6 separate regions of the Mus musculus genome follow, and all the other regions are linked to region 5. A link is a loop called in an ENCODE intact Hi-C map of the cell type or tissue named here. Cell type or tissue: left cerebral cortex. All regions are shown on one strand.

Region 1 (4,000 bases), 110 kb after region 5:
AACTCCAATTGGCCAGCCCTTGGGGCCATGTTTTCTTGACTCGTAACCCATTGTGACTCTCTTCCTACTTCATGTTCTTCTCCTCCACTCCTTCAATCCCAAACCTAGGAATCCTAAATTTGCTTCTGCCCAGCCATTGGCTGTCGGCATCTTTATTTACCAATCAGAAATAACTTGGGAGCAAGGTCACATAGCTTCTCTTGAGTCTACATGCAGACTGTCTCATCGCTGGGTTGACCAGGTCTTGGGGGGTCCACACTTAGCATTACAATATACAACAAAAGACCAAACCTCAACTGCTTGCAGCTCCAGACTATAAATTCAAGGGTAATCAACAAGACCAGTGCTCACATAGTATAGTATATATGTGTTCCTGAGTTCAGTTCCCAGTATTCCAAATGCATGCACATGTGCATGTGCGCACACACACACACATACACAGGGAGGGAGGAAGAGAGAGGGGTTCAATTTTTTACAGAATCTACAGAAGGCTTGCAAAGTGTCTGTGTGTGTGTGTGTGTGTGTGTGTGTGTGTGTGTTATGTCTCTGTGTGTATGCATGCACATGCGCACACATGTGTTGAGCACCTGAGCAGTCATTTCTCATCTCAAGGAATTCATTAACTCTGAGAGATTTGTCTCCCCAATGTCAAAACTCAGATGTCAAAACATGAGAAAGGCATGTGTATCAGAGTTCTCTAAAGGAACAGAACTGATAGAATGAAAAGAAAAACTACTTTACACATGCATATTAATATATGTATACATATTTGTATATAGTACATGGTTGGTGTTCAGAAAATATTTGTGGAGTAATGCCTCTTGCTATTTTTTCAAAGAGTGGAAAAAACATTCCAGGCTTGTGAAATGAATTAGATTGGTTATAATCTGTAGCAATGGTCCAATAGGAAAGAGTAGTCCTGAGTTCTATTGGACTGGTCAATAGCAAGTCATGATGACATGTATGGGGAACTTATTAGAGCAGCTTACAGGCTGTGTGGTCTGAGTAGTCCAACCACGGCTGTCTCCTGATAGAAAAGCCAAGGACTCAATAGTTGTTTAGTCTTTGAGACTGAATATCTCAGCAGTTCCAATCAGGAGTGGGGTCTCCCAGGAAACCCTAGAGAGCTGCTGGTCTTCAGTCTACACTGGAATCTCTGAGAAGTGGGTTCTAATACTATCAATGGAATGTTTCAGCGTCAGAATAGATGAACTTGCCAGCAACAATGAGGGCAAGCAGGCTAAAAGCAATGCTTCTTTCTTCCATGTCACTTACGTAGGCTGCCATCAGTGGGTGTGGTCCAGATTTAAGGTTGGCCTTTCCAGCTCATATGGTCGCTTCCAGGTATGCCCAGCTGAGTGGGTTTAGTTGATTCCAGATGTAGCCCAGTTGATAGCCAAAACTGGCTGTCATAGCATGGTTAATACAGTCCTATGGTTTAAAGCAGTCTTATGCCTAATTTTTTTTTGTCTGTAAATTGGCCTAGACATAATTTCATTGTTGGGGGGTCAGCACAACATGAGAAACTGGATTGAAGGGTCACAGCGTTAGGAAGGTTGAGAGCTGCTATCTTAGGGGCTTACAGAACTCTCTCTGAGAGCTTTCCTTCCAGACACCAACTCCTTTCTTGACCACCTACCTCCTCCATGTGTTGGCACCCATTCTGAAGTCTCCTTTTAGATGGAATTTATCAGTTGTTAACTTTCCAACTATCATTACTCAGTGTGAATATCCTATTATTTACTACTTACCATGGCAAACAAGTTTATATTTTTCCAACAAGGAGTTTTTATTTTGTCCAACAACACACACTAAGTGATTTTTTTTTTTTAAATTATCAAGCATTTAAGTGTTCAGGAAAAGTTTGTAGAATGATGCCTCTTGTTAATGTTTTTTAAAGTGAGGCACTCCAGTCTTATGTAAAAATATATGAAACGAATGGGGTTGTTTGGGATCTGTAGCACAGCCCAGTAGGAGAGGGGAGACTTGTGATTTTTATTGTACTAGTCAATTTGGGGCAATAATGACCAAGAGGAAATTGTTGAGATTTTTGTTTATAAACCCATCACATAACCAAACAAATTAGAGTAGATTCCGTCAGCTTCTGGCTCTTAGCTTCTGCTGTTTCTCGTTGTAATATCACAGTTGTCTTGAGTAAGAGGCTAATGACTTTTTACACAAACAAGCTCCTACCTGGCCTCCCTCATTATCTTTGCTGTAGCAACACTTTGGTCTGAAGGTTTTGTTCTGTTACAGCCCACAAGGAGGTGCCCTTCACCTCTCTCAGGAGAGCTACCTCCTGCCTCTTTCTAGCAGGACCTAGAGACCTAAGAGCATCCCAGACTGAGGAAGGATAGACCCAGGCTCGAAGGAGAAAATAGAGCTGGCCTGTGTTTTCCAGCAGATGGTTTGAAACCATGGGCTGAAAAAATGTTAAAATTATGCATATATATATATATATATATATATATATATATATATATATATATATAATTCTGCTTCTGGAAGCATGATATTTGAGAAAACAGAAAATGATTGGGAGTGTAAGATGAGTGGTGTGTATAATTGGATATTGCTGATATTATTCAGGGATTATTAGGGGAGCTTAGGTACCAAATAGTAATGTAGTTGTATACTTACATGAATGACTCTTTCTGTTTAACAGATGTGTGTGGATTGGATATGTTAGGTGGATTTGCCGAACACACACACAAGACGTGGACTAGAGTCTTAACCACCACAGGCCTTGCATATCAGACTCTTCTCACTACTATTCATAACAGTAACAAAATTACAATTATGACGTAGCAACAAAATAATTTTAAGGTTGGGGGTCACCACAACATAAGGAGCTGTATTAAGGGGTCACAACATTAGGAAGCTTGAGAACCACTGGGCTAGAGCAAGCCCATATTGGCCAGCAGTTGACGATTGCCAAAACTGATTGATGGGTGGGTGAGATTCATTATATTCTTGTGTCTACTTCCCTATGGGTTTCTAATGTTCAAATAATAAGACATTTTTCAAACCTAATGGTAGCAGTTGGGCACTTTAGCTTGTTTCTGTTCTGATTACAACAGAAACACTTTGGGTGTTTTACCATGACCTATGGTGTTGCTTTAAAAATCCTTTCATGCTGAGAGACTACTATTCTATCCCTAATTATTTAAACCGGAGTTGAATGCTGGAGGATATTAAATGCCTTAGCAAAGTCTTTGATTATGATGCTTTTGCATGGTGCCATATTGCTGGGGGTTGTCTCACTCCTACTATGAGAATAATAAAACCCTTTGCTTTCTAATCCCAGTTACTTGGCAGGCTTGGGGGCTGCGAATCCAAGGCTAACAGGAGCCTCACAGCAAGACCCTTTCTCAAAAACAAAGCAGAAATAGTCTTCTTATAATTCTTATAAAACCCTACAAGTAGTCACTGTCTCACTCATCAAGGTTTTACTGGGCAGCTTGGGAGCACCAGCCTTCTGCTGGGCACAGGAACATGGTGGGAAACAGGCCAGCCCTGAACAGGTTCAAGTAATGGTGAGACTTGCCTAGCTTCCTAACTTCCAGAGACTCTGGGTTCCTGAGCCCAGCAATGATGAGGCAGATGGTCCTCAGTTCAGCTCTGCCAGCGTCACAGCTCACGTTCAGCCTTTTCCCATGTTGGCAAGAGCTTGGATGTTTACAGTAATCTCTCAGGTTGTTGTAAGTTCTCTGAAGTTCCTGTGTCTTTACAGCTGTTCTAGTGCTGAGTGCATCGAGTCTCCCGGGACTTGGAAGCAAATACTGTTTGCACTGAACCAGATGTGCACATTTGCAAATCATCATGTAACCTTCGTAACCCACGTTAGTTATCCTGGCAGTCATTTTGCTCTTTCCCTCGCCTAAAAAAAGGCCTAACTGAAGAAAAACCTCCAACCACAGCCAGCAACACCCACCCCTTACTAGAATGACTGAGCACCTACCTGTATTCCACTCTCTGTCCTCCCAGCTACATCCCAGCC
Region 2 (4,000 bases), 140 kb after region 5:
CCATCCTTACGATGAGCCACAGTGCTCAGCATAGGATGTTTAAGAGAGAAAAACAGCGACCAACAAAATCTCATCACTTTCCGAATGAGTCTTCTGCTTTTCATGTAAGCAATGACGTTTGTGTCAGCCGAATGAAAGCCGGCTTTCCTGTGGTGGCATGTCAGTCCCTGAAAATGGCAGGCCCACGAGGGTGGTACGTCCACAGTAGCCAGGCTTCCTCGGGGGTACGGGGCTTGTGATCATATTTGCGTGAGGAAGGCCTTGGAGCTCAGCATCGAGGAGACTTGTCCGTGTGCTGACCTGTTGCCTTATTCTCCCGCCTGGCTCACTAATCACTGACTGTTTATGTTATTAGGAAAATTAGGCACTTTGTCTCCCTCAAGAAGCTGTGCTGTACCACTGACAGTAACAAGCAGGTACAGTATTCAGTGTCCTTTGCCGCTTCCTCAGCTTGCCCATGCGTCCTTCTCACCCCTGTTCTCCACTTGTCTTTCTCCATATTTTCTTGTAATTGCTGACTAAAAAGGTGTGTGGGGAAACCTCTGGCAGCTGCTTGGGGTTTGGTTTGGTTTGGTTTTCGGTTCTCCACAAGCCTGTCTTGCTTTGTTAGGAGTGTGTGCTCTGGTTCATGCTATATGCCTCATGGCTCTCTCCAGGCTAAGATATTTTAAGGGAACATAAGATGCTTCCTCAAAACTAAAAAAGAAGAGTCCCATTTCCCATCTTAATTTCTTAAACAAAAGGAAAGTACATACCCCTGCGAGCAGTCACGCCTCCAGCTAGCAGCCAAAATAAGAACCACTCCAAATTAGCACTGTGATTTTCTTTCCCCATACATCATTTCTTTTGAATGTTGTCTTCTGAAGTAGCAGAGTTTAGCAAGTTGGTAGATGTAAGAATGTTTTGAGGTAGTTTTATAGTGTTACAGTAGTGTTTCAGGTATTTTTTGTGTGTGTGTGATTTATAGTTTTACCATTTGCTCATGTAGCTTCCATATCATACCTTATAATCCATGGAGTATGAAGTATGAAATAAATATGGCTATGAGCAAGCTACCTTGAGTGTGTTAAATATGACCCGTGGCTATCAGAGAAGGAGCAGTGTCTTTTAGGAATTTCAAAGGCAAAATCCCATTCTTTTCTCACACAGTGGGGACTTGAGGGGGAGCGAGAGGTGTGGCCAGGTGAGGGAGCTGAACTAGCAGCAAGATGGAAGCCCTCAGGGCTCCTCTGAGAGAGAATTCCAGACGGGCAGAGGGGCTGGGTGGAGCGAGCTTCATGGAGCCCCAGGTGACAAAAGTATCTGTGGCCATACCTTGCTCATAAGATTGAGTCCAACCCAAAATGCTTCCTTCACCACTGAGAACCTAATCTAGGGTCAGAGAAGGATGTATTAATAACTCGTGCTGAGAGGAAAGACCTTGGAGACCGTGGGAAGGAAGAGAATAGGTCATAGGGACCAAACGTCATCAAGCAGTCTCACTGAGACATCCATACCAGGAGGAAGGATGAGGTTTGCATGAGACAGGACAAGACGGGGGCATGGAACCCTGGTGTCCATCTAGAGATGACTACTGTATACACATAAAGTAGTGCCGGCCACCATTTTCAGGATGTGGATCCACAAGAGAGGACACAATGACTTAGCAGCATCCATTCTCATGCCAGAAATTAAGCAGGAACAACTTAGGTCTTTGGTCTAAGATTCAGCACGTCTTTCTACAGAAGCCATGATGGTGGCTCCTGGCCAGGCCCCATGCAACACCCAGATCAGCTCATGACTTTGCATTTTAGTGAGGGATGGAGCTGTAAGCTAGGCAGTTTCCTTCTCTTCTCCTCACTCGTGCTCATTCCAGGGTTTCTCCTCTAGTGAAACAACTTCCAGTGCCCCCATTATCAACCCCTGTACCTCTACAGCCCCAGCTCCTACTGGTGCTTCATGACTCAGCCCAAGAATCTAGGCCCCTTTATTCCCTTCCCCATTGTCATAGCTGTCTGTGTGCTAAACTGCCCTCTGCTCTCTAGCAGTGTCACAGCCTCTGTATACCCAGCTGCCAGTACATAGTAGGCCTGGGGACATTGGTTAGCTTGTGGAAAGTAGAGTGTCTCAGTCCTGGCCTCCTGTGAACTCTGCCTGCTGCCCACGGGGAACGGGCAGGCCGTTAGCATAGGATGCCAGGACACGGAGGCCGCCTCTCCTCTGCAGCTCTAAATAGAAACCCCTTTGCTACCATGAATCAGTTGCTGTTCTGAGAAGAGTGAAAGCACAGAGCTTAGATCCCCTGAGCCACTGACGTCACCTAATGGTGCTGCACAGGCCTGAGACTCTTAGATTTTTTTCCAATAGTAAAGCGTCTTGTCCCTCTGGCTGGCTACAGTCCTTTTCTTTCTCCCCAAAGAAGGCTAAAGCCATGGAGATTGCTCAGGGCTGGGGAGGGCTCTTGGAGCAGAGCGGCCTGTCTGCAGGCATTTGTTCTGAGCTTCTGCTCCTGGGGTCCAGCTCTGATGTCACACTCAACCAGTGCATGGGCTAGCATTTGAGCAGGGAATGGAGCTGTGTGCCAGAGAGCTCACGTCTGGTCGTGTTCGTCATCACCAAAGATTCTTTCTAATCTGTAAGCTCTGAGCGATAAGCCAAAGTATGTCTGCTGCCCACACCTGCTCCCCAGAGCTCCACCTAGTTCAGTATGGGCACCCAGAAGCCATGGGCCTGAGACAGGTAAACAGATTAAACAAAGTGGAACCCAGAGGGAGAGAAAACTGAAACTGTACAGGCATCAAACCCCAGGCCTGAGGACTCTGAGGAAAGCATCTGTTGGAGCGTGACCATGCTCTCTTCCCATGCCTTTACATGTACCAGAACAGAACAACTACACAGAGGCCTCTGGCTCTACAAAGCCTCCATCATTTACTGTCTTACTCTCTACAGGAGATACTTGCCGACCTTGGTGGTAAAAGGTCATTTTCTTTCCTGCATTTCCCACTTGCTTATGCCACCTACAGCCTAGGTTTCCCAGACTTACCCAGTCTGGACATCCTTTATCTTCATGCCACCACTGTCCCGTCTCAGAGCCTGTCAGAGTTGTTCTACTACCACATAGAGCATGTAAAATCCTAGGTCCCTTGATCCATTTGCCTTCTCACAAGGTCTGGCTCTAAATCAGAAACCGTATGTAGAACTGCAGGAATCTAGCCTGGTGCAGCCCTGGTCCAGTCAGACTCGAACAGAGAAAGGGGTGCTAAAGACAACATCACCATGCCAGTTCCCTCTGAGCTGGCCTGGAGTCTGGCCTTAAGGCAGGGAGCCTGTTGAAAGCAGAGGGGCCTCTTTACTGCCATCCCTCCATGCCTGAGTGTTCGATTCCTCTTCTTGACTATGACAATAGGGTGAACATGGCAATTCCCAAAGCCAATGTGCTTTGAATCCAAGGGGAAGAGCACATGCGGAGCCAGCATGCAGGAGGACAGGGCTACAGTGCACTGTTCACCAGGTTGCCTAGTCTTCTTGTGGAGGTGTGACACATGGGGCTATGGAGAAGCCACTGGGGAGGCGCCCATGTCTCCCCATTCCATAGGAAGTGATTTTCTTAAAGAGTCAGAGAACATAGCTCTCTGGAGAGAGCCTCCCTTTCCACTGTGTATATTTGTGAGGAGAACAAAGAAGCCAGGCTCAGACAAAATATTCTGGTTAATCAACCATTTAAAGTAGCAGCTGCTAGAGGGCAGAAGGCAAATGCTCTAGCCCAATGTCACACAGTGCTTCACAGAGCTGGGAGGTGGGGACCCCACTTCTAGAACCCTCTGATGCTCCCCCCAATCTCCCTTCATGTTTCCAGTCACCTGACCTCTAAATGGAGAGCAGCTGTTAGACTCAATGAGCTAGGCTACCTGGGCAGCTTCACTGTGCCTACTTTAGCCTGACACCAGCCTGGGCACTGACACTTGGGCATCACAGTATCAACACACTGAGGACAGCAGGGACAGAAGTGAGAACTAATGTG
Region 3 (4,000 bases), 130 kb after region 5:
AGTCCCCGCTAGATTTTGTCCTGATTCAGATCCCGGCACTGGGGCTGCCCTCAGGGAGATTTAGGGCACCTTGACCACGGCAAGCAGGATGCAGGCCTGCCTGGTAATCGTGCTACACATGCCAGCCCTGTCTGCACATCCCTGTGCTGCTGAGACCTTCGTGGTTCATAGTATGGAAGCTCACATGTTCTCATCACAGTGTTGCTGCAAGTTTCTCGTCTTCCAATGCTGTGAGCACTACCACTTCGCATCCCTTCCCTCCCAGGAACTTCTTGGAAGAGTTGGATCCATTGCTGGGCTCATAATGGAATGCTCAGGCTCTTCATGTAAATCAGTGACCCAGGAAGCAGGGCTTGCCTCACGCGCAGCTGTTCTTCGCCTCTCCACCTGCTGATATGTTAGTTTCCAGCCCTTCCCTCAGCCTTCTTGAGTGCACCCCCTTTTGGGGGTTGGGAGTACATGTATATTACGCGAATCTCTCTGAGCCTACAAAATTTGGACCCATCATCCAGAGGAGAATGACTCAGACAATGACCTTGCTCCAGTTCCTTAGGGTGTTCAAGGGCATATAGAGCATCTACCTGCACCCCAAGGCAGATGAGCAGCTATGTCATTTGTTAAAGACTGGGAAATGAGCTCTTTATTATACAATGCCAGAATAATTATAGTCTAATTATGTAATACTTTCCCCTACAATTCTGCCCCCAGCTGTAGCTAAATATGTAGCATGACTGTCACTCTTCAAGGACACATCTGTACTGTGGGATGCTGCCAGTACTAAAGGTGGACACTTCAGGCCAGGGCTTTGTGAATGGTGACTACCATCTACACTTTATAGGACGAATAAATCCCTTCTCATTCTTGCCACCACCCATGATTCCCATGAGTCCCCTTGCCTGCTCTTTGGTCTTCTTGGCTAATTCTGAGACTCTGATTAGATGTGCACATATGTTCAGACTCTTCCTAAAAGCCATTGCTTTGCTCAGCCCCATCCTTGTTTAAGGTGATGCGTGTCTGTGCATATGTGCATGCCTGCATGTGTGTATATATGTGAATGAGGTATGTGTGTGCATGTGTGTGTGCATGTATGTATATGCATGTGTATGAGGTGTGTGTTCGTGTGTGTGTGTGTGTTCTCTTTGGGTAGAATTCAGATGGAATACCTTTCTAAGATATACAGAACAGCACATGTGGATCCCAGCCACAATTGACAAGAAGACATTGAGAACCAGGAGTGCGTTCCTTGTGATCCCAACTGCCTACCACTCTGGTGGTAGTGCTAGAGCACAGTCAGGGACCCGCATTTGCACTGTGCACTTTGCCCCCACTGGACCACTATGTTGTTTATGGATGTGGTCTGGACCCTGCAACAGTCACCTGAATCTTTGAAACCCTTCGGCAGGCACAGAACAAATGATTGCACTATCCATTATCTTTCTCTCTCTTCTGTTTCTTTTTTCCCTCACGGCTTTCTAACCTCTACCCTTAAGGATTAAAAAATAAGGACATATGAGTTGCAGGTCATAGTTTCCAAGAACAAAAATTAACAAGGCCACAGTGTTTTTTTGCCTGAGAAGTATGAATAATTAATACACTCGATTAGGTTCCCTGGTTCTAGGAACATGACTCAAATTGATTGCCCCAGTTTGCTGCTGGTTTATTTAAATAGAGTCATCTACCCAAAAATAAACATCGCAGCTGGTCAGGCATGGCATGGTAGGGACAGGAAGGGGAAATGCTGTGTCATTCCTGTCCCTACCAGTGTCCCCTCATGTCACTAGATAGGGATTTGGTCTGTCTTTGGGGCATTCTCTCTGAAGAGTTTACGTTTGATGGATGAGCATGGGCCTAAGGTTCTGTATCTCTGGGACTTATTTAAGAACCGCCTTATGCGCAGACAAACTGATTGTGTCTGAAACACCGGGTTGCACGTTTAGTTGAGACGTACATGTACTTTACAGGAAACCAGACGCCAAGAGGAGTCTGTCAAAATGTGTTCAGCAGAACATAATTACCCAGCTCTCAAAGTTGACAAGTCAGCCTATCTGGCGTTGATGTCTCCACCCTTCGCACCTGGAATTGCTTTCCTGTGGAGCTGAGTGCAGTCCAGACCAGGTGTCTGGAAAATGCTTTTGACAAACCTGGCTCTTGCTTGCCTCTCAAGGGGGCAGTAGAGTGATGGCAGTGGTAACAGTCTTAGCACCCTTCGTAGTGTTTTTTGCTGACTTGATAGAACATGTTTGCACACAGTAATGGTGGCTAGACAGTACACAGAACAAATTAGTGGGGGTGGGGCAATTGGATGAAGAAATGGCCTGAAGGGCTCAGAACTGTCAGTGGCATCGAGCTGGTCCGGCTCTGCCCTGCTGAGCAGAACATGGATGCTTTCATACTCGTATGCAGAGAGCCTCATGTCTGCAGCCATAGGAACAGGCATCAATCATCCTTCAGCCCACTGAGGTCCTTCCCGTCTGCAGGCTGGTTAGCTTGCTGTCACTGAAACAGACTCGAGGAAGAAGATAGCTTGTGATGAGATTTTTTCCCTTCACTAAAGGCGTTCACAAGCCTCAGAGAACAAAGCAGCAGGACTCTGTGATCTTACAAGTACTATCACCTACCCCAGCCAGGAGTCTTCCATGTGTGGTCCCGAAGCACTTTGAGAAATGCCTGCGTATGCCATCTGTCGTCCCGACCATTACAAACGTCCACGGAACACATTCTTATAATTGTTCTCGAGATGGGCAAACAAGAGCAAGCGAAGGCCAGAAGCGGCATGGGATCCTGCAGCTAGAAAAATACAGTCCAACTTTGCTCTGCTGTTCTCCTAACAAATGGGTCAAAATGACAACAAATTATAATCTCTTTTATGTGGAAAAAATAGCAGTGAAGGATTTACCCCACAAGAAGAAATATCCATTCCATAAGCCAACATTATCCTGTCTTTTTATTTCTCTCTTTGCCCTGTGTAAGAAAGCCTTCCCTGGGACTCTTTTAATACCAGGGTTCCAGTCACGACGTTGCAGTGCTGGATAGGTCAGAACTTAATGTATTTGGAGTTGTTTTCTGTTGGGAAATTAGTTTAAATCAAAACCACAGTTGGATTCTATTCATATTCCTCAGGTGCAAAGAGGAAGTCAGCCAGAAAGGAGCTAGCGGTATAGAAAGCTATACAGGGGCAAAGAACTGGACAATGGGTGGGGTCTACCTGCCACTCCTGTCTGTCTTCATGCCTGTGGGTGTGGTTATAGGCTAAGTGGCATTGCAAGCTTGAGAAAAGGAAAACAAATGTGTCTCTGCATGTTACAAAAGGCCAGAATATCTCGTGGTCAGTTTGGGCCACACTGGGTTCTCCTAATTGATGGGCACTTGACCTTCGCCATGACCACAGCCGTGACCATGCCCTTACTACAACACTGCACATTGGATTGAAATATCAAAACAAAGGGGTACCAACAGTCAGATCATAACAATAACGAGTGCACACTGTTAGTGACTCTGGGGTCTGTCTATGTTGCTGAATTAACAACGTTCAATCAATGTTTGTATAGAACTAACACTAATCTTGTGCATCTTTCAGGGCCTGTAATTCAGTGTTTACAGCGTTAGACCACTGTCACGAAGCCATAGAAATAACAAGTGATGACCATGTGATTCAGGTATGGGAAGAAGCGCTTCACATCATTAACACTGACAAAGAGCCTTTCAGGTTCCACCCACCTCTGAATCTCAAATACTCTCCCATAATTTTCTCGTATTTGCACATTTTCTTGAAGAAAGGAAAATCAGTATGTAAGAAGATGACTGGCAAACTTAAGAATTAGTTATTCAAAAGAGAATAAAGGTTATTTGATGATTTATCGTTTTTAAACTGTATGTGTGTGCACGTGTGTCTGGGTGCCTGTAGAATCTAGGAGAGGGTGTGTGATACCCTAGAGCTGCAGTTATGGGCAGTTATGAGCCACACAATGTAGGTACTGAGAACTGAACCCAGGTCCTCCTA
Region 4 (4,000 bases), 200 kb after region 5:
CTTCTAGTCATGAACACCCACCCAAACTAAAGGTAATTTGTTCCTCACGAGCTAAAACCAGGAAGAACAATTGAGGAAGTGCATTATCTTCACTGCTATCTGGTCACGCTGTAACCAGTTCCCATGGCCTCTGTACCGCCACCAATCCCTTCCTCCCTTACAAACAATAGTGCTTACTGTAAAATATTAGTGAGCTTGCAGTGCCACGAGTGAGACTCTTATGCACAGCTCCCAAACTTCACGATGCATACGGTAAGGTAGCAGGGGCCTATCAAACAGGCACTAACCAAGGGCAGATGGAGACAATATTCGGATTCTGAATTTGGTTATGATCCCTGGAACTAGAGTCTGTTGAGGCTTTTACCCTACACACAGAGCCCCAACACCGCACACTTCCTATTGATTCTTGTCAAGGTCACTAACACTGTCCTGTCATCAGCTCCCTCCTCCCATACAGTGTCCAGTAAGCCTGTCCTTAAACCAATACATTGCTTGCGTCCTCAGATCCTGTCTCTATGAAGGATGGTCCTAACTGCTTGTACTATCATTATCTTATTCGATATTCCTGTCTTGCAAAAGCCTGCAGCTGAGTGTGTGTGGGTCTTATGTAGAGCAACTGTATTCAAAAGAAGCATGGCACACGCACGAGCAAGCCCAGCCAGGCCTCCTGGAAGTACCTCGACAGACGATGAATGTCCAATGAGATCTCCGATGAGCTCCAGGGAACACGTGGTAACGTTTTCTTCCTGCTTTTTAACAGGCTGGCTGGCCTGTTTGTTTACTCTTCCAAATCCCCACATATTAAAAAATCCTACAAAAGGACATTCATTTCAGTCATTTCAAAAACTACCGTGCTCTTTCCTTACGGGAAGACAAAGTTTGAATACAATCATGTCTCACACTTGGTTTGTCGAGGGCTGAGCTGATGGCACAGGCACTGCTGGGGTCTGGGAATACATTATGTTGTGTTTTCCTAGTTCACTTAGCTTCTTCTCATCTCCTATGCTGCCCTATCCATCCACTAGTGGCAAGAAGACAGACATTGGAATGCAAGAGAAGTAAACAGCCTTGAAGGGTGTATGTAATCACCGAAAATCAGGAGAAAGGCACTTCAGGCTGGTGGGAGGTGCTTCCTGGTCATTTAGATTACATGAAAGTCACAGTTTTCTCTCAGAATATAAAACTGCAATTAATTCAGTTGAAATAATGGGACAGTTTTACACTGGCAAAAGACACTTGCTGTGAGTGTCTGATTCCTACGCAGAGCATATTCTATATGGTTCCTGTGGTTCCTCTTTACCACCTTTTGTTTTCCTGTCAAATGAGATGAGAAAGGAAGTGGAGAAGAAAGAGGGGAGAGAGGGAAGAGGAGGGAGGGAGGGAGGGAGGAGCCACAGAGGAGGGAGAGGACTGGCTTTAGTGGAGGAAGGCGCACACCTGTTGGGACTGGCTCAGCTGCCAGCTGCTGTTTTTCTCGGACCTCCCACATGCGCACAGCGCCATCTTCCGAGCATGAGATTAACTGCCTGTGAGAACAAAAGCCAAAGAGAAAAGGACCAAAGGAGAGTCTCAGGGGGCTAAGTGCTCATTGCCAAAACCATGGAAACCATCGGCCCTCCTCTGACTGCAGCCAGCTCGTGGCAAGGCCGACCGTCACAGGTTAACATGGCTTTACAGTTCAAACTGGAAGCATTTGCCAGCAAAGCACCCAGGACACTATAGGACACTGCTCAATGACAAAAAACTATCACCTCCATTTCCTATTTTTTATTTATAGGAGCTACGCGTAACGCTGCTCCGGGGCGACATCACCGGATCCTTAGCTGCCGAATCAACCCTCATTTAGGAGCCTCAGGATGTAATGGGCTTACTGTCTGATTTTAGCTGTAAACATACACCACCATAAAAAGAAACGAGTTTATAGAAAATATGAAAAAAGAAAAAATAGTACATTGTAGGTGACCGAGGCCTTTTACCTTATTAAATGACAATTTTAAATAAGCCCTTGGTGCTTCTGTAAACTTGTCATCTATTGCTACAGCTCTTTGGTTACAGTCAGTCATGGCACACTCTCTACTTGAAGAAGAATGCCAAGGTCAAGACATGGGGCCAGATAATTTGGCCACTGCAGAAATTACGCTGGTGACCCCGGGAACCGTGACTTTCATCTTTGCAGGAGAGATGGGACCAGTACCTGTTTGGAAGTTTATCGATGTGTAGGATGTTGGAATCATGTGCAGTTTTCTGGCAGGCAATCACACGCTTCAACTGTAGGTTATACACATATAACCCCCTTCCAACTGCAGCAAATATATTCTAGGCAGGGAGGGGGAAAAAGGTCAGAACTTGGCATAAAGCTCGTCTTCACTACCCAGTGTGATAGATTTCCTGCCCCTGTGTGACATCGGAAAGCCACTGTTACCTTTCCAACCTTCAGACAGAAATTACAGCCCTGCCCTCTCAAGCTCCCAATGTCAAAGCCACCAAGGAAAGGTTAGCACCTTAAGCAAGTAGGAAGAAAGCCCAATGGAGACGGCTCTGCACAGGGTGGCTCAGCCCTGCCTTCTCCTCTCTGGAGACCAGAGCTGCAGAAGCGGCGGCTGCTACCCTGGCCCTATGGAGGAAGGTGCAGAGGTGCGCCCTGGGCTTCCGCAGAGCACAGGGACCCTTGGGAATTTACTCGGCTGTTCTTGTCTGGAAATGAAGGCAAAATGACTCCCACCACACATCCTAAGCAAACACAAGGCCATACACAACCTGGAGGGGTGCATGCTGTAGTGGCACTATCCCAAAGTCAGCTGAAGAATTAAAAAGGCACTTTAAGAATTTAGAAAGTATTTTTGCTAATGCTCGCTTTACTTCAGCCTTACAGCATCTTGCTAAGTACAAAAGGAGGGCACTATTGCTACTTTCCAGATGGGCGAGTTAAAAGTGAAGAAATTGAAAGGCTGGTAAGGTGGCTCAGTGGGTAAAGGTGCCTGCTACCAAGTCTGATGACCCGAGTTCCAATCCTAGGAACCCCTGGGATGAAGAAGAGAACCAACTCTTGCAATTATCCTGACATCCACATGGGGATAAAAAGACAACGTGTGCACACACACACACACAGCACACACACAAACACACACACACACAGCACACATACACACATGCTATCTCTCTCACATACACACATGCTCTCTCTCACACACAGACACACACACACACATGCTATCTCTCTCTCATACACATGCACGCACACACACGAATATTTTTAAATTAAGGCAAAAAGAGATGGAGGAAGACACTCAGCAATGACCTTCAGCCTACAAACTCACACTCAGTGCTGGCTGCACACCGAATGCAAAATACCCACATAAACACACACACACAACACACAGGCAACATGCACACATAACACTCATGTGCACACACATGCACACACACAAGTGGCACAAAGAGTAGCACAAAGAAGAGAAAAGCACTCTTACTGCCAATGTTTAATGAAATGATAGCATGTGTAAGAGAAAGCACAGACTAAAGGGAAAGAAAGGATCCGTCAGCGCCTTGCTCCATGGCTGTGAACACTGAGAAAATAACTCCTTTAACACACGGGGCTCCCTGAGCCACCGCGGCTGAAAGGAAAGAGTTACAATTTGGGAATACACTGCTGGAGATCAGAGGCCAGGGGCAGCCGAGTGTGCAGCTATGTGTGGTGCTGGCTTTCCAGCACATGCTTCGGAAGCACTGAGGCCAGGCCCAGGAGCTGCTCTCACCCAGGCTATTAGAGCCAGCAAGGGAGACATCTCTCACCCAAGTTATTAGAGCCAGCATGCCAGCAACCTGGAAGGGAGACATCTCTCAACGTTTTAACATGCTCTCCTCTTTAGGAACTACACCAGAGTTTAAAACAAGTAAAACAGTAACCTCAAACACGATGGGGATTCCTTAATCCAGCCAAATAAGGTCTGTAATTTGCATTCTAACAATGCTCTTACATGCAAGATCAGGCTCAAGGATG
Region 5 (4,000 bases):
GCTAGGCTGGATGGAGTTCTCTGCACAGTGGCCCAGTGCAGGGATTTGTGAATGAACTAGGCTGCTTACGTTTGAAGAGCTATAGAAAGGGACTAGGGGAGAGCCAAGTGGAACCTGTTACTATAGTGTTTCTCTGGGATGACTGTATCCTGGACATTATTGAGAGAACCCAGCCAGAGTTTGGAACGCCAGCAGTTCAGGGCAGCTGCCTCAGGATGGTGCTTCTGCATACATGTCTTCCGGGGTGGGTGTGGGTGGTGGGATTGTGAGGATGTGAAATGGATGGTTAAAACAGTCTCTAAATAGTTCCTGATGAAAATCTATTCCAAGATATGTTTTCAAAGTACGATTACATCCGAGAGGATTTCACTGTGTCAGATTAATTGCTTTATAGCAAACCCAAGAGCAATAGCACATCTCATTGTGCAGAGGAAAAATACGTCTTTAAGCTCTTAATGTTAGATACACACAGCTCTTATGTAGTCAGTAGATTACCAGGGACCATTCCATGATTCCTTGACAAAGACACAATTGTATGTCTGGTAGTAAAAATACATTCAACAGTTGGCCCAGTGTGAGGAAGCTCTGGGTCTTCCCTGAACGAAGTGCAGACACACTGGAGGAACAGTAGGGATAGTGGGCTGCCTTTCCATGAACTTCATTTTTGTAAAATGGAATCTCATTTTGCTACATACAACTTAACCAGTGTTTACTAATGGCTGTGACTTTTTCTAGCAATAATTGTGATCACCATTAACATAAAATACCATTTAATACATACCTACTATGTATCAGGAATAAGTTTATTTTCTTACTTTTGAATATTAACAGTGTATCTGAAGAGTAGAGACCTGGATTCAATTAAATATTTGTTACAGAGGGCTGTGGTGGGCACAAAATTTGCTTTTGTTTGCTGCTTTCTGGGTCCCCTGCCAGCAGCAACATAAAGTTACCATTAGAAGAAATTTCAAGGTGCTAAGAAGGCTATATTTAGCAACATTTTTAACGTGAGGTTTTGAAAGGGGATTTGAAGGCCTAAAGCATAGTCAAGAATAGTGGCTGCTCATGAGCTTGCGGTATTTCATTTCGGTTGCTCGAGAGAAACTTATGTATTTTTTCCTTTCATAGGAGCAAGGAACTCATTTTTTAATACCTGGCAACCCCAGCTACTGGGTGTTTGTTTAGTGAACGAAAAAAAAATAATGAATGAGTCTATTTTTCTTCGTCTTAATGCTTTCCTCAAGAGGCTACTTAGAAACCAAATGGAGTAAAAAACTGGTGGAGAAAATGGGTGCCGATTATTAGCAGTTACTATAAACTTGAACAAATCTCGTGCTACTTGGCTTAAGTGTTAAAAGGCTTGACCTGGGGAGGAATTTAAGTCACTTTATCAACAAGATTTCCAAATAAGAGCTTAATTTATTCCAAGTCATTACTAGGAATGTTGGAAGGGAGAGTGATATTTCAGTGATTCCACATGAATATGCATGACATAAACCTCAGAGATTATACACTGAAATTAGATCATGTATATTTATATAAACACTATAGAATGTATTATCACACAATTACCCCCCCCCCAAATACTTAATAGTATCCCATTACCTTCCCACTCAGTGTTCTACGGTTGGTTTCAATTGTAGAGTTCACATCTTCTGTTCTCTTACATGGATGTGATAAGTGTGTAAAAAAAAAAAAATTTCTTTTGCTTTTTAGAATAAGAATTCCTTTTCCCTGAGTGCGTGATAGTTGTCAGGTGTGCGGCTCCTCTTCTCTTTCTGAGTGCTTGGGTAGGAAAAGAAAGTCTTGCCCATTTGGTCCCATTTACAGCACTGGGGTTTTTTTAATGTTTCTTTTTCATTCCTTTTTGTACATCAATGGTAAACAATATCTTCATTATCCAGTTGGCTTCTCGTATTCCCCTGAGTGCAAAAAAAGTGTGTTTGATCTCTGTCTTTTTCTAGCAATAATTTATTTCATTAAGCTTTTAGAATGATGAAGCATTATGATGTCAAACATGATGTCAACAGGAACCTTCTTGAATACCTAATTGGCAAAAAAAGATTATAAACATTAATAATTCATATGCAGTGAAATGATATCACATGAGTTTCCATTTCTGGTAAGGAGTTTGTCTCCCAGTTGCTGTAAAAATTCAACTTCCTAGCAATTCATCTCTCTTTTGCTTGCTTTTCTAAAATAGTACTCTAACGGGAGACTCCTACAGGATGCTCATTCCTGATGCATGGCAGTTCTGTAATTCTTGTTCAGAAATCCTCAGAGGAGACAACTGAACTTCCCTTGGGCAGGAACTAGGAATTCTTACCAATCTTTTCTGGTACCAGCTGTTGCTACTTGGAGCATCCAGGACTGAGAGCCAGTCCTAGTCGTCTTTATTGATGCTACACTCGACATAGGTGAGCTGATTGTGGATGTAGGTGGTGTCATCCAGGGGTGACCAGCCAGATGACTCTGTGCTGAGGGCCAATACCTCTCCTTGTCTACCCACTTCACCATGCTCACATATTCCTTCCACTGATATTTATGCCAACCTCTCCTGTAGATGCTGGGGATTTGGGAAAGATCCATAATGTTTAGTGAGCCAAGCCTACACAGGAGGGTAGATCTCTTCCAAAGGGGCTTAAACCAGTTGTTGATGACTTCCATAGAATTGTTCCATGCCATGCTAGAGCCATTGAGGATAATGCTAGCTGACTGTACATAAAAGGAAGAGAAATATTTATGTGATCACACAGTAAATAATGAGTTTTATTTGGTCGGGGGGGGGGGGGGAGGATTAGAGCTACTTTTTATAGGAGTTCTTGTTTTTCTAAGTCTTGACTCTCAAACAAGAATCACCTGGCCAGCTTGTTAAAGCATACAGTGGGTCTGGGCCCCACCCCTCGAGTGTCTGATTTCATAGGACTTGAGAGGAAACTGGGAACTTGCAGTTTCAGTGAGCTTTTAGGAGATGTCTTGTTGACGATCTGGGGGCCACACTTGGAGAGCCCATCCTTTAAATGAGTGAAGTTGTCCCGTGGCTCAGATAACTTATGTGCGGCCACCTAAAGCAGACTATACTGTCCTGTGGCTGTGGACACAGCTCTCTCTTCATTTTCTGGTGTCAAAGTTGGAATCCTCACAGTTGTCTCCAAAATGTAAGTGGGAAGAGAGCTGGAGCATGTAGCCCACTCAGGTTTCTTGAGATTCAGTTCCCTACAGGACCATCTTGGGCTTGCATGGACCTTGATGGTTGGTCTTCCCATCACACTTCCCTCAGCTGCCTCTGCCATGGAGGACCAGGGCCCTCTGGACTCCCATTGAATGTCAGACAGAACAACTACATGGTCATATCCTCATTCTTGGTGTTCTTGCTATTACCTTCATTATTCTTTTATCTCAAAATGAAGCATAGCGTTTACTAAGCTCAGGCAAGTGCTATAATTGATATTTGTTGGACCTGGGTTTACTTTCTGCCATTGTGTATTTTTACGCAGTTCCTTCCCCCTCATGACACACAAATTAGAGCCAGTGCTGAGAACTGAACTTATAGTGTCTTGTATGTGAGGCAGCCCAAGGGATCCTATTTTAATTTTTCCCTTGATTTGCACTGTAGTTATATTAGTTTTTAAAGGCATCTAGGTTATTCTTCTTTTTAAACTTTCAAATAAGATTTAAAATCAGAGCTGTGCAGTGGTGGTGCACACCTTTAATCCCAGGACTTGGAAGGCAGAGGCAGGGGGTTCTCTGAGTTTGAGGTCAACCTAGTCTACGAAGTGAGTTTCAGGATAGTTATAGCTACACAGAGAAAACATGTCTCAAAAAAAAAAAAAAAACAAAAGCAAAACAAAACAACAGCAGCACTTGAAATCAGAAAGGGACAGTATGCACTTAGAGGTGAGACAGTTCCTACTGACATCTCCCCGTGGTGCCCACCTACTGGAGCTCTAATAAGATAGGCCACAGAGGTGAGGACAGGTTGGTAATGGGCCAGGAATCC
Region 6 (4,000 bases), 100 kb before region 5:
CCTGAGAGATGACCGTGGTTCTGAGCGCTGACCGCTCTTCCGGAGGGCAGAGCTCCACCCCGAGCCTCCCAGTCCAGCTGCTCCAATAACTGCCTGTAAGCCAGGCTCTGTGGAATCGGACCCTCAGGCATCCTCATGGTCATGAGCACACGGTGGTGGGAGCATTCCCATAACAAACTTTTAAGTCAGTGAAAATGATTGCAACGTATTGTGAAGCAAAGAGCTAAGTGGGAAAATATTCAGAAAAAGATTTTACATGGGCTGTTAAAAAAAAATAAAGTACTGGATTCATAGCTATTTAGTGAAGCAAAAAAAGCCACGTGAATGCTGTAAGCTGAACTCTCAGCTATTTCTACCATTAGCTAAAAGCCACCAAAGCACTATTAAAGCCTTGTAAAATAATGCACTATGCCCGAAAGTGCACCTTTCTTTCAGCTCTGCATTAATATATATGTATATGTACACATACATATACACACACATGTGGCTTTTGAATTATGTGGTATGGATTAGCACTTTAAAAAACAACATTTCCTATGCTTCTTATTGTCACTTGCCTTGAACTATTTGAGGCCAAAGTGTGCACTAATAAACAGTACTGGAATCACCAGGAATTTAATCCCATGAATTTAATCCAAGCCCTTGGGAGGCAGAGGCAGGTAGTCTCTGTAAGATCCAGGTCAGCCTGGTCTACACAGGCAAGTTTCAGGTCACCCAAGGAAACAGACCCCGTCTTAAAAAAAAAAATAAAATAAAAAATTCAGAACACCACTAATTATCTCAACTCACGAAACTATTCAACAGCTGTTCTAAACACCTTTGGAGCTCAGCAATGGCAGGTACTTTTTTTCCAATGAAGGAAAATCCTATTCTTTTTAGTAAAGCTTTAAGCCGGCCACAGAAGGCTTGCACAACCAAAGGCTCCAGTGAGCCAGGCCCGGATCAGGAAACTCTTTTGTGTCCAGTGGAGGAGGAGATTCTGGTTTACTCTGGTTTACACCGGTTTTCTTACAGCCCCCCCCCCCCCCTCCACACACACACACAGGTGGGAAACATTAACCAAGTCGCAATTAGCGCATGAGGCTCAAAGTCACTCTCCACCGAGGCAACTTTACGGGGACAGTTCCCCCTCTTCCCCACCCCCCACCCCCCGGAGCTGGTTAACCAAAGAGAGCGGAGACGCTCCAGAAGGTTCCGGAAGCCCGCAGGCTGGGCCCCTCCGCCAAGCCTGGGGTGGTAGGCATCCCCTGCAGACCCCGCGGCTGCGACCCTGGATCCCACGGCCTAGGGGCTCCCGAAGTCCCCGAGGTCCTGCGTGGCGTCCCCCGCACCCCTCCACCCCGCGGTTTCTCCGATCCCGGACGTCCCCGCGGGCCCCTGAGATCACTGCAGCCCCTGGTGTCCCTGCGGTCGCTCCCGCCAAGCCAAGCCACGCCACCGAGCCCCAGCCAGCCACGCTCACCCGGACGCCGCGATGGTCGCCCCTCGCCTCCGGGCTCCTCGCAGACATTTTGTCCTGGACGGAAAAGGCCGATTCCCCCTTAAAGACACAGCGCTCAATTTGCGCGTCTCGGGGCGTCCATGGGGGGCGGTGACGCGTGGTCTGGACGCCGGGGCGCCGCTGCTAAACCATCCGGTCCGGGAGGAGTTTAGAGTAACGGATGGAGAACTAGTTTAACGAATTGAAATCTGTCGGAGGTTTTTAAACGGTGCAATAATAGCGCAGGGATGCTGAAAGCGTTTTAACCGTGGCTCTGCACGTTTGCGCGTTAACCTTCCAAGCCCTTGGATTCAGCGGGTCCAGATCCTCAGCTGGGCGCACTGCTCGCTCGCATTCTTACAGATTAAGGCCTCTGATATGGCACTAGTCAGAAGTCCTTGCAATCAAGGTCTTAGGAGGAAAAGGTGTCCACCCAAACCACCAGCACAGGGAACTACCTTTGTCTTCATTATATTCAGTTAACAGCGTCTGCGTGATTTACAGTTACATCAGCCGCTAGCGGCTGCGTTCTAAGGCGGGTTTCTGCATTCCACGCTCCAGGTGGAAAGAGAAACCTTTTTCAAGACCAGCCCGCTGAGGTGCGGGCGAGAGCCTTGGGGCTTTGCAGGCTGACGGGCAATCCTGTTGTGTAGCGTTTTGCTGTTCCAGCCGTTCAAATATTCCCACCATACAGATTTTTAATCTATAAATAGTCGCAAGGAAGTGACTTGCCAAATTCAAGAACGCACCAGTTAGCTCTTAACGCACAGCTGGCACGTTCTGCCCTTCATTCATAAAAACAAAACAAAAGTCACTAATTTGTTGCTTTTTAATTTAGTGTTTTTGCGTGGTGGTGGTGGTGGTGGGTGTCTGTGCATGCATGGGTGCAGTGTCAGTGGAATCCAGAAGAGGGCGATGGATCGGCGGTAACCGACTCCCCGCCCCCCCACCCCAATCATCTCTTCAGCCCACATACTGCTCTGCTCACATTCTATTAGTCAAAGTAAGTCACATGAACAATGGGCACGAAGCCTTGCTAGAAGACAATAAGCAAAAAGATATAAATGTAAAAAAAACAAAAAAAAACAAAAAACCAAAAAACCAAGAAATTCTTTTGTAGGTAATACAATCCATGTTAACTGCTTTGGTTCAAGTGGCGCTGGGGAGGAGCACCTTGCTCATGCAGAGCACGTGTTTTGCAGTGGAAATATTATAACCCTCCTCACTTAAACACACACACACCTGATAGACCTATTTGTTGACTTTCTTCTATGCCAAGAATTTCAGAGAAAAGAAAAATCTTGTTGGGTATCACGAAAGGAATACTTTTGCAATGGCGAGATTATTAGATTCCCCTCTTTCAAGATTGACCTAAATGTTTTCATACAATATATTTTGATCATATTCTTTTGTAACCCAGCAAACCAGTAAAACAAACAAACAAATGAACGAAAACACATTTTAAAAAGTGTGTAAGGATTCTCTAGAGTAACAGAACTTACAAACCGAATTCCTCTCTTTATATAGAGAAAGGGGGAAGTTTTAGAATGACTTACAGGCTGTGGTCCAGCTAACCCAACAGTAGCTGTCTATGAATGGAAAATCCAAGAATCTAGTAGTTGTGTCTCAGCTGGTCTTCAATAGAAGCTGGAATCCTGCAGGAGTAACCGCCGCCGCTGGCGATGGACTTGCCAGTTAGGCCAGAGTACAGTGGCAAAAAGCAAAAAGCTGTCTTCTCCCGTGTCCTTATATAGGCTTCCAGCAGAAGGCGTGGCCCAGATTAGGGGTGGGGTTTTTCTGGCTCAAAAGATTAAAGGTGTGTCTTTTTACCTCAAAGATTCCTGATTAGAAGTGGATCTCCCCACTTCAAATTAGGTAAAAATCCCTCACAGGTGTGCCTTTCATTTTGGGGTTTTAGCTAGTTTCAGATGCAGTGAGGTTGATAACCAAGAATAGTCATCACACATGGAGACAGTTTTGTATTGGCCAACTACCGTGAGCATGAGGCCCATCCTGGTGTGGGTTGGTAGACAATATCTCACTATTCTCTCCCTCTCCCTGCAGGTGTAAATTGCAATCGGCTCTTTGTGGGACCTTGCTCACTTCTTCCTCCACTGGGCTTTGGTCTGGCTTGCCCCTTTGCAGGTCTTATACATGTTGTCACAGTCTCTGTGTGTCACCTGTGTCACCTTGGTATGTCTGGAAGGCACGGTCTCCTTGGAGTCACCCACACCTTTTGCTCTGACACTGTTCCCACCTCCTCTCCCACAGAGTCCCAGAGCCTCGGGGAAGGTGTGACGAGGACATCCCATTTAGGATAGAGTGCTCCAAAGTCTCTGACTCTACAAGCTGTCCAGCTGTGGGTCTGTGTTAATTAGCATCTACAGCAAGAAGCAGCTTCTCCGATGAAGGTCTTGTGAAGTACTGATTTCACATACAGGTATAAAAATATGTCATTGGGAGCTGTTTATCGCTGTGTTAGTTGAGCAGAATCATAGTAGTAGGTTTTGCCTCAGTAGT

Evidence for each region. A loop is a pair of places that touch in the nucleus more often than their neighbours do. Peaks named below come from ENCODE experiments on the same cell type or tissue, not always from the same donor. Only the 100,000 strongest peaks of a DNase experiment are listed, where the experiment ranks them.
Region 1: a loop joins it to region 5, with 2.4 times the contacts of the local background. A loop is called at or near these places in 3 of 42 quality-filtered maps.
Region 2: it touches region 5 in a loop (2.3-fold over the local background); 4 of 42 quality-filtered maps call a loop at or near these places.
Region 3: it touches region 5 in a loop (2.5-fold over the local background); 5 of 42 quality-filtered maps call a loop at or near these places.
Region 4: a loop joins it to region 5, with 2.3 times the contacts of the local background. A loop is called at or near these places in 3 of 42 quality-filtered maps.
Region 6: it touches region 5 in a loop (2.3-fold over the local background); 2 of 42 quality-filtered maps call a loop at or near these places.

What each region holds. Positions count from the first base shown.
Region 1 is chr13:95,108,021-95,112,020 of GRCm38, reverse strand. All of the region lies in intron 2 of Pde8b (phosphodiesterase 8B), which reads left to right. Among named protein-coding and RNA genes, the nearest start is that of Gm41025, 59 kb to the right of the region's middle. In left cerebral cortex, a CTCF peak has its summit at 2,252; DNase peaks (open chromatin) are centred at 2,307 and 3,683; H3K27ac peaks cover 785 bases.
Region 2 is chr13:95,079,530-95,083,529 of GRCm38, reverse strand. It overlaps Pde8b (phosphodiesterase 8B), which reads left to right. Exons shown (of 22, transcript NM_001374003.1): 10 at 356-416. The region is part of intron 1 of Gm41025 (a long non-coding RNA gene); the gene reads right to left. Among named protein-coding and RNA genes, the nearest start is that of Gm41025, 31 kb to the right of the region's middle. In left cerebral cortex, no CTCF peak of the experiment used is centred here; DNase peaks (open chromatin) are centred at 719, 1,778 and 2,215; H3K27ac peaks cover 3,312 bases.
Region 3 is chr13:95,089,934-95,093,933 of GRCm38, reverse strand. Pde8b (phosphodiesterase 8B) reads left to right here. Exons shown (of 22, transcript NM_001374003.1): 7 at 3,578-3,656. Gm41025 (a long non-coding RNA gene) reads right to left here. Exons shown (of 3, transcript XR_003950703.1): 2 at 2,619-2,787; 3 at 1,074-2,496. Among named protein-coding and RNA genes, the nearest start is that of Gm41025, 41 kb to the right of the region's middle. In left cerebral cortex, a CTCF peak has its summit at 2,181; no DNase peak of the experiment used is centred here.
Region 4 is chr13:95,015,643-95,019,642 of GRCm38, reverse strand. It overlaps Wdr41 (WD repeat domain 41), which reads right to left. Exons shown (of 14, transcript NM_172590.3): 11 at 2,195-2,316; 12 at 1,438-1,526; 13 at 678-811. Among named protein-coding and RNA genes, the nearest start is that of Gm48350, 2.8 kb to the right of the region's middle. In left cerebral cortex, a CTCF peak has its summit at 1,508; DNase peaks (open chromatin) are centred at 676 and 1,480.
Region 5 is chr13:95,218,013-95,222,012 of GRCm38, reverse strand. All of the region lies in intron 1 of Pde8b (phosphodiesterase 8B), which reads left to right. Among named protein-coding and RNA genes, the nearest start is that of Pde8b, 3.1 kb to the left of the region's middle. In left cerebral cortex, no CTCF peak of the experiment used is centred here; DNase peaks (open chromatin) are centred at 123, 544 and 2,269; H3K4me3 peaks cover 1,935 bases; H3K27ac peaks cover 1,284 bases.
Region 6 is chr13:95,322,807-95,326,806 of GRCm38, reverse strand. Zbed3 (zinc finger, BED type containing 3) reads right to left here and starts at 1,982. Exons shown (of 2, transcript NM_028106.3): 1 at 1,463-1,982. In left cerebral cortex, CTCF peaks have their summits at 1,584 and 2,368 (motif pointing right); DNase peaks (open chromatin) are centred at 1,224, 1,772, 2,375, 3,195 and 1 more place; H3K4me3 peaks cover 2,409 bases; H3K27ac peaks cover 1,647 bases.